Regions from separate parts of the Homo sapiens genome. Here region 1 is linked to region 2. The links are chromatin contacts, found by Hi-C or POLR2A ChIA-PET in ENCODE. All regions are on one chromosome and are shown on one strand. Each heading gives the region's core, a stretch centred on a gene start or an enhancer-like site at or near the end of the contact. The rest is flanking DNA. Distances are from core to core; before and after follow the strand shown.

Region 1 (2,932 bases), core at 323-2,822, 470 kb after region 2:
CTGAAGGCATGTGTTTGTAGGCACGCTTATAGACACACACGCACACACACACGCACACACGCAGCCATCCACCTTCTCACGGGAGGGAGGGAGGCCGCCTGATCAACTGGAATGGATAAATTTTGGAGTCAGACCTGAGTACAAAGTATAGCATCACTGTTTACCAACTGTGTGGCCTTATGCCCCATCTGTCACTCCAAGCCTCAGTGTTTCAGAGATAATACATTTAAAACACACATCGTTCTTGGTATGGCTGCTGGTATTATACTAAAATATTTTCTTTTGTTTTGAGATTCACTGTCACCCAGGCTGGAGGTAGTGGTGCATTCATGGCCCACTGCGGCCTTGACCTCCTGAGCTCAAGTGTTCCTCCCACCTCAGCCTCCTGAGCAGTTGGGGCTACAGGCACACACCACCATGCTAGGCTATATATTTTTTTTAGAGATGGGGTCTCACTATGTTGCTCAGGCTTGTCTCAGACTCTTGGCCCCAAGTGATCCTCCTGCCTCAGCTTACCAAAGCGTTGGGATGATTTTTAACCTTTTTTTTTCTTTGAGATGGAGTTTCACTCTTGTTGCCCAGGCTGGAGTGCAATGGCATGATCTCAGCTCACTGCAACCTCCGCCTTCCAGGTTCAAGCAACTCTCCTGCCTCAGCCTCCTGAGTAGCTGGGACTACAGGTGCCTGCCACCATGCCCGGCTAATTTTTGTATTTTTAGTAGAGATGGGGTTTCATCATGTTGGCCAGGCTGGTCTTGAACTCCTGACCTCAGGTGATCCACCTGCCTCGGCCTCCCAAAGTGCTGGGATTATAGGTGTGAGCCACCGCACCCGGCCGATTTTTAATCTTATGATGAGTAGTACTGTTGTTGCAGGAGATTGTGGTGGACTGTGAATCCCGATGATGGTTTCTTATAGAACTTTTCCCTCTTCGGGCCTTAACACTTCCAGGAAGATGAATGTTGAGAGACTGCTCCATGTTCTTCTTTTATGTTACCTAAACTGGTGGAGCTGAGAGCCAGATTGGCTCCTCCCTTCATTAGGTCAGCCTTGCAGGGAGCTCCTCGATGCCTGGTAAGGAAACTTGTTTGATGTCAGGCAAGAACATAAGTGACTCTTGTATTCCTTTGTATTGGGGTAGAGGAGGAAAGGGAAGCGGAGAGGCTAGATCACACATTTAGTGTGTGTTTAATGTAAGGCTATTACATGGTTTTCATTCTCATGCATATCCACAGATTGGGTATGGGAATTTGAAGCAGGCTGGGGTGCTGGGGGAAGCCATAGTCTATGGTGCAGACACACTTAGTAAGTAGAGCAAAACCAGAGACAGTGGTTTTCAGGGATACTTTATTGACATGAACAAGGAGTTTACTGAAAAACAGCACATACAGGCATTACGTTGTTGAGGGCTTAGGTGGTCAGGAACATTTCCAGAGTTTGGATTGTGTTCGATGGCAGTTCACAAGCCTGCAAGCACTCGGCCTTCAGCGGCCTCCGTCTCCATCACACACACTGCTCAGCAGAGGCAGCTCTTGCCAAGCCGTGACGCAGGGAGGAAGCACAGAGCATTGCTGGCTCTGAGGGTCAGCTGGCCTGGGATGGAGACCGAGTTTGATATATAAATCAGACTTGCTTGGAAGTGCTTATCTCCTGCGTCCTGCTGCAAACTCAACTAAGGGGGAGGAAGTGGGCTGAACTAATCATGAGCTGTCCACCAGCTGAGATTTTAGAGATTAAGTAAGGTTTGGATGATGCTGCTTTTCAGACCTGTGACTGCATGGCACACTAAAGGTCTAGGCTAGAGCTTGACAGAGTGGGTGCAAAAAGATGTTAGTAGAATGAGTGGATGATCAGACTGGCAAGCACACCAAGCACTATTCAGATACATTTGCAGTGACTAGGTGAATTCACTGAATTAGGGATTTTTCATTTACAAAATGAGGTGAGAGGAAGGCTTCTTTTGTTTTTGTTTTTCATTTTTTTCTTTTTTCATTTTCATGTTAAACTGGGAAAGGGGAAACTAAGATATATTCTGAAGTGTGTCTAGCTCTTGCTTCTCTTTCTTCCTGCAAAGATGCAGTGACACAGCCTTTTCCCTCAGATTTATGTGAGGAGGACTCACAGATTCTGAGATGGATGGAATTTCTTTTTTGATCCAATAATTTTGGGGAGAGAGGAGGGAGTTGCTGTCTCCTACTTCCCAGCACATTCCTGCTTTGAAAAGTAACTTTCCTAGTAATATTTCTAGTTGGACATCTAAGGAGAAACCTGCAACTCAGAAGGAAGTCTGGGTGTGTGGGTGTCTGGGAATGGAGAAACTAAAAGGTCATGCCGTTAAACAAGTGGTGAGAATAAAGGCTGGGGTAGGGACAGGCAGGGAGTGTTTGGGTTGGGGCTCTGATTCAAGACCGAGGTGACAGTGAAGGTCAGCAGGGCAAGGTGCTCTCAGGGCCAACTGGATTGAGCAATCACATTCATGGCTGTGAAGTAGTAAGAATGGGAAAATCAGATTGAGCCAAGCTTGGCCTTTAGTGAATTGTGTTATTGAGGATCAGACATGGGAAATATCCAGCACCAAGACAACAGATGGGGTTTCTAAAGTGATATTAATAGCCCTTGAGAACTCTTCTAAGCCCTTTAATAAGCAACATCATGCCAGATAAAGCTTCCAGAGAAACAGACATCTAGTCTGGGTCTTTCGTAGGATTATGGGAAGAGACAGGGAGGTGGGTGGAGATTGGAAGTAGGCTGGTGATCACAGTACCTTATTGATTTACAGTCATTATCAAATCTCCCAGGAAGGAGTTTAATTGCAATTCAGGAGAAATAATGATGTACAAACCAACTAGAAAGAGAACCAAAATAGGACTGACTCTCAAAGCACATTGCTAGCATCCACCAAAAAGCAAAGTGGTAGAGAAGCAGTGAGTGG
Region 2 (3,154 bases), core at 520-3,019:
CACTGAGGGATACATTTACTCCCAGGAAAACAGAGGAATCCCAGAGGTTAAAAGCTTGGGGCCAATTTATCACCTGGCTCTGAATTCCAAAACAAAACTCAGAGGCACTTGGAGAGGTGACCATCACAGAGTAGCCACAGAAGGGTGGAATATTCTGAGTAGTTTTAGGACATCAGATGTAACCTTCAGTCATCCCAGTCCAGGAGAATACTTGAGTGTCAGAACCAGGATATCTTAGAAGTCACCCAGGGCAACCTCTTTATATCATGAATAAAGAAGAAATGAGGGCGTGGCGTGGTGGCTTATGCCTGTAATCCCAGCACTTTGGGAGGTCGAGGTGGGTGGATCACTTGAGGTCAGGAATTCGAAATCTGCCTGGCCAATGTGGAGAAACCCCATCTCTACTAAAAATACAAAATTACCCCGGCGTGGTGGCACATGCCTCTAATCCAGCTACTCCAGAGGCTGAGGCAGGCAAATCACTTGAACCCAGGAGGCAGAGGTTGCAGTGAGCCGAGATCGCGCCATTGCACTTCAGCCTGTGCAACAAGAGCGAAACCCTGTCTCAACAAAACCCCCAAAATTAGCTGGGCATGGTGGTAGTTGCCTATAATCCCAGCTACTCCGGAGGCTGAGGCAGGAGAATCACTTGAACCCCGAGTGGGGCAGGAGGCAGAGGTGGCAGTGAGCCAAGATCTCGCCACTTCACTCTAGCCTGGGCAAAAGAGTGAAACTCAAAAAAAAAAAAAAAAAAAAAAAAGAAGTAGTGAAGGCCCAAAGTGGAGTTACCGGCCTGGGTTCACGGCGTGTAAGTAACGGAGCAGAGACCGGGACGCTGGTCTTTGGATGTTAAGTGCAAGTGGTTCCATTGCCCTTCAGCACTGGGGAGAGAGTTGGGGGCCGTTTTCTTCTTCTAAGTGATATTTTGGAACCAACACAGTACTGCCCCATTGCCTTCCCCACAGCCATTTCTTTATTACATTATTTTTTTCCTGCTGCTTCCAACCCATTCTCTTCTGCACAAAACCCCCAGTTTCGCTCTCCCAGGCTTTCACACACATTACTCAATCCACCCGAAAAGTACTCTGTACTGCTTCACTCAAACTCCGACACCCAGCAAGCCTTTGTCAGGGCAGGAAGATGCAAAGTGCCCCTATTGCACGGTTAGGCTGGGGCTCTAATATTGGCCACTGGTCTGCACTGGGATCTCAGGCAAGTCACGTACTGCCTCTCAGCCTCTAAGTGCCCTTCCAATTATAGTCTGCCATCCCATCAATCAGTGGATGCAATCCTTTTTAATGAGTTATCCAGCTAACTCTCAATGCGTCTAGATAATAGAATGCTGCAATCTTAATAAAATGCTTCTCTCCTGGAGAAGGCTGTTTAATGGCTAGAACAGTGGTGGCGAATTCAGGATCGGCGGAAGGTTTGAGTGCCAGTCTCCTCCAATGTTAGAAATCAGTCTTGGGGACTCCAGGGACTGTGCTGCTCTGGCCTGATGCCTTTGCAGCCCTGGGTGGACCTGCCCTCCTCTATGGGCCTCACTGTCTCCCCCTTTAAAAGGGCACTGCTCGTTGTTTTCCCACACTTGTCATGCTGTTGGGTGTATTATTTTAGTTTTGCAGTAGACCACAAAGCCAGGAGACTATCTGATTATTTACAGTCTCTAAAATCAGGGTTAGTTCAACTGTTGTCCTTATGCTGTGCTGAGTTTAACACAGGGGCTTTGGAACTAGACAGACCTGGGTTTGAAATCTGATTTGTCACTTCCTGGCTGTTGAACTTGGGCAAGTTTCTTCACCCCTGTGAGCCCCAGGTTGTTTTCATTTACAAAGGGTGGTGCTAGTGATACACAGCACACAAGGTAGTCATTACTAAGATTGAATAATATAATTGCATCGAGGGCTTCGATGTGTGGCATAGAGAGAATGTTCAGTGAATATTATCTATGACCATTGCTATTCTATGTCTAATGCACTGAACCCCTTTCTATGTGCCAGGGATTGTGCTAGGCACTTGGGAGTCAAATATAAGTCAGACCTCCCTTAAGCAGTTCATGAAGTAGTTGCTATGTAGGCCTAGTTCTAAGACATTTCGAAAATGTGAGAAAAGCCAAAGATCCGTCAAAGCATTAAAGAAATCATTGTGCTTAAAATTGGATGTGTGTATGTTATTTAAAAAATACCTAAAATGGTGTTTGGAAAGCCCAGCAAAAACCCAGTCTCTCCCGGAAATAGTTTAACAGTTACTTTCAGTGAGAAGGTAAATATCAGCCTTCCAGAATGTGCTCATAGTAGATTACGGAATTAGTCCACGTGGGAGCTTGCAGGCTACTAAGACGGAGCTGCGCTTGGCCCGGCGATGGGGCAAGCCTGCATGTGACAGGAAGGAGGAGGAAGAAACAGGTGCGGTGGGTGAGGAGGCTACAGTGTGTCTTCTCAGGTCTCCTGTGGGCAGGCAAGCCTGGGGTACCCTCCAGGCAGCATATGAGTGTGGGCAGCATCTGAATGAGAACATGAGAACCTGTCACTTACTGGTTGGAGTCAAGGAATGCATAAAATTGGTGTGCTGTGTCAGTTTTAATTTATGTTAGCCTTACTATTTCAATCTTGGCATAATTATCTCACACTTAACAGAATAAGGGAGGGGCAACTGACACGTACAAGGCAGTGAGGTGGCGGGAGGCCCAGGGGGCACACAGGAAGGGTGGTTTTTGGAGGATGGCTGTGGCACCTTGAGTCTGCAGGGATGAGTAGGTGTTTTCCATAATTCTCTGCCAATCCTCTCAGTCAATTAATAGTTGTTGCTTTAAAAAATTATTTTCAATTTCTAGCCAAAAGGAAGAACAATGAGGAATGTATCAATTTTTTTGGTTTACATCTAGCACATTGGTTTGTTTTTAAGACCTCCTGCCTGATGATGATGATAATTTTATTTTTGTAACAAGCTGTTAAATGCTCGGAGAACCACAAAACAGACCCTGGTGGTAAGAATTTGTTTCAATAATCCCGGCTGGGTGCGGTGGCCCACGCCTGCAATCCCAGCAGTTTGGGAGGCTGAGGCGGGAGGATCACCGGAGGTCAGGAGTTTGAGGCCAGCCTGGTCAACATGGTGAAACCCTGTCTCTACTAAAAAATACGAAAATTAGCCGGTC

Evidence for each region. Hi-C counts contacts between places; a loop is a spot of excess contacts on that map. ChIA-PET counts read pairs that join two places held with the same protein, here RNA polymerase II (POLR2A).
Region 1: a loop to region 2 is called in a map of esophagus muscularis mucosa, with 6 times the contacts of the local background. The contact joins two enhancer-like sites. A Hi-C loop is called at or near these places in 1 of 168 maps with a recorded cell type or tissue (esophagus muscularis mucosa). POLR2A ChIA-PET finds 5 or more read pairs at or near these places in 1 of 52 experiments (PC-9).

The regions. Positions count from the first base shown.
Region 1 is chr11:123,627,858-123,630,789 of GRCh38, forward strand. It overlaps SCN3B (sodium voltage-gated channel beta subunit 3), which reads right to left. Exons shown (of 7, transcript NM_001040151.2): 7 at 1,331-2,932. Among named protein-coding and RNA genes, the nearest start is that of SCN3B, 25 kb to the right of the region's middle. Within about 2 kb of position 1,573, at least 8 of the 41 ENCODE cell types and tissues checked have a DNase peak (open chromatin) inside an H3K27ac peak, as active enhancers do.
Region 2 is chr11:123,156,987-123,160,140 of GRCh38, forward strand. All of the region lies in intron 1 of CLMP (CXADR like cell adhesion molecule), which reads right to left. Among named protein-coding and RNA genes, the nearest start is that of CLMP, 37 kb to the right of the region's middle. Within about 2 kb of position 1,770, at least 5 of the 41 ENCODE cell types and tissues checked have a DNase peak (open chromatin) inside an H3K27ac peak, as active enhancers do.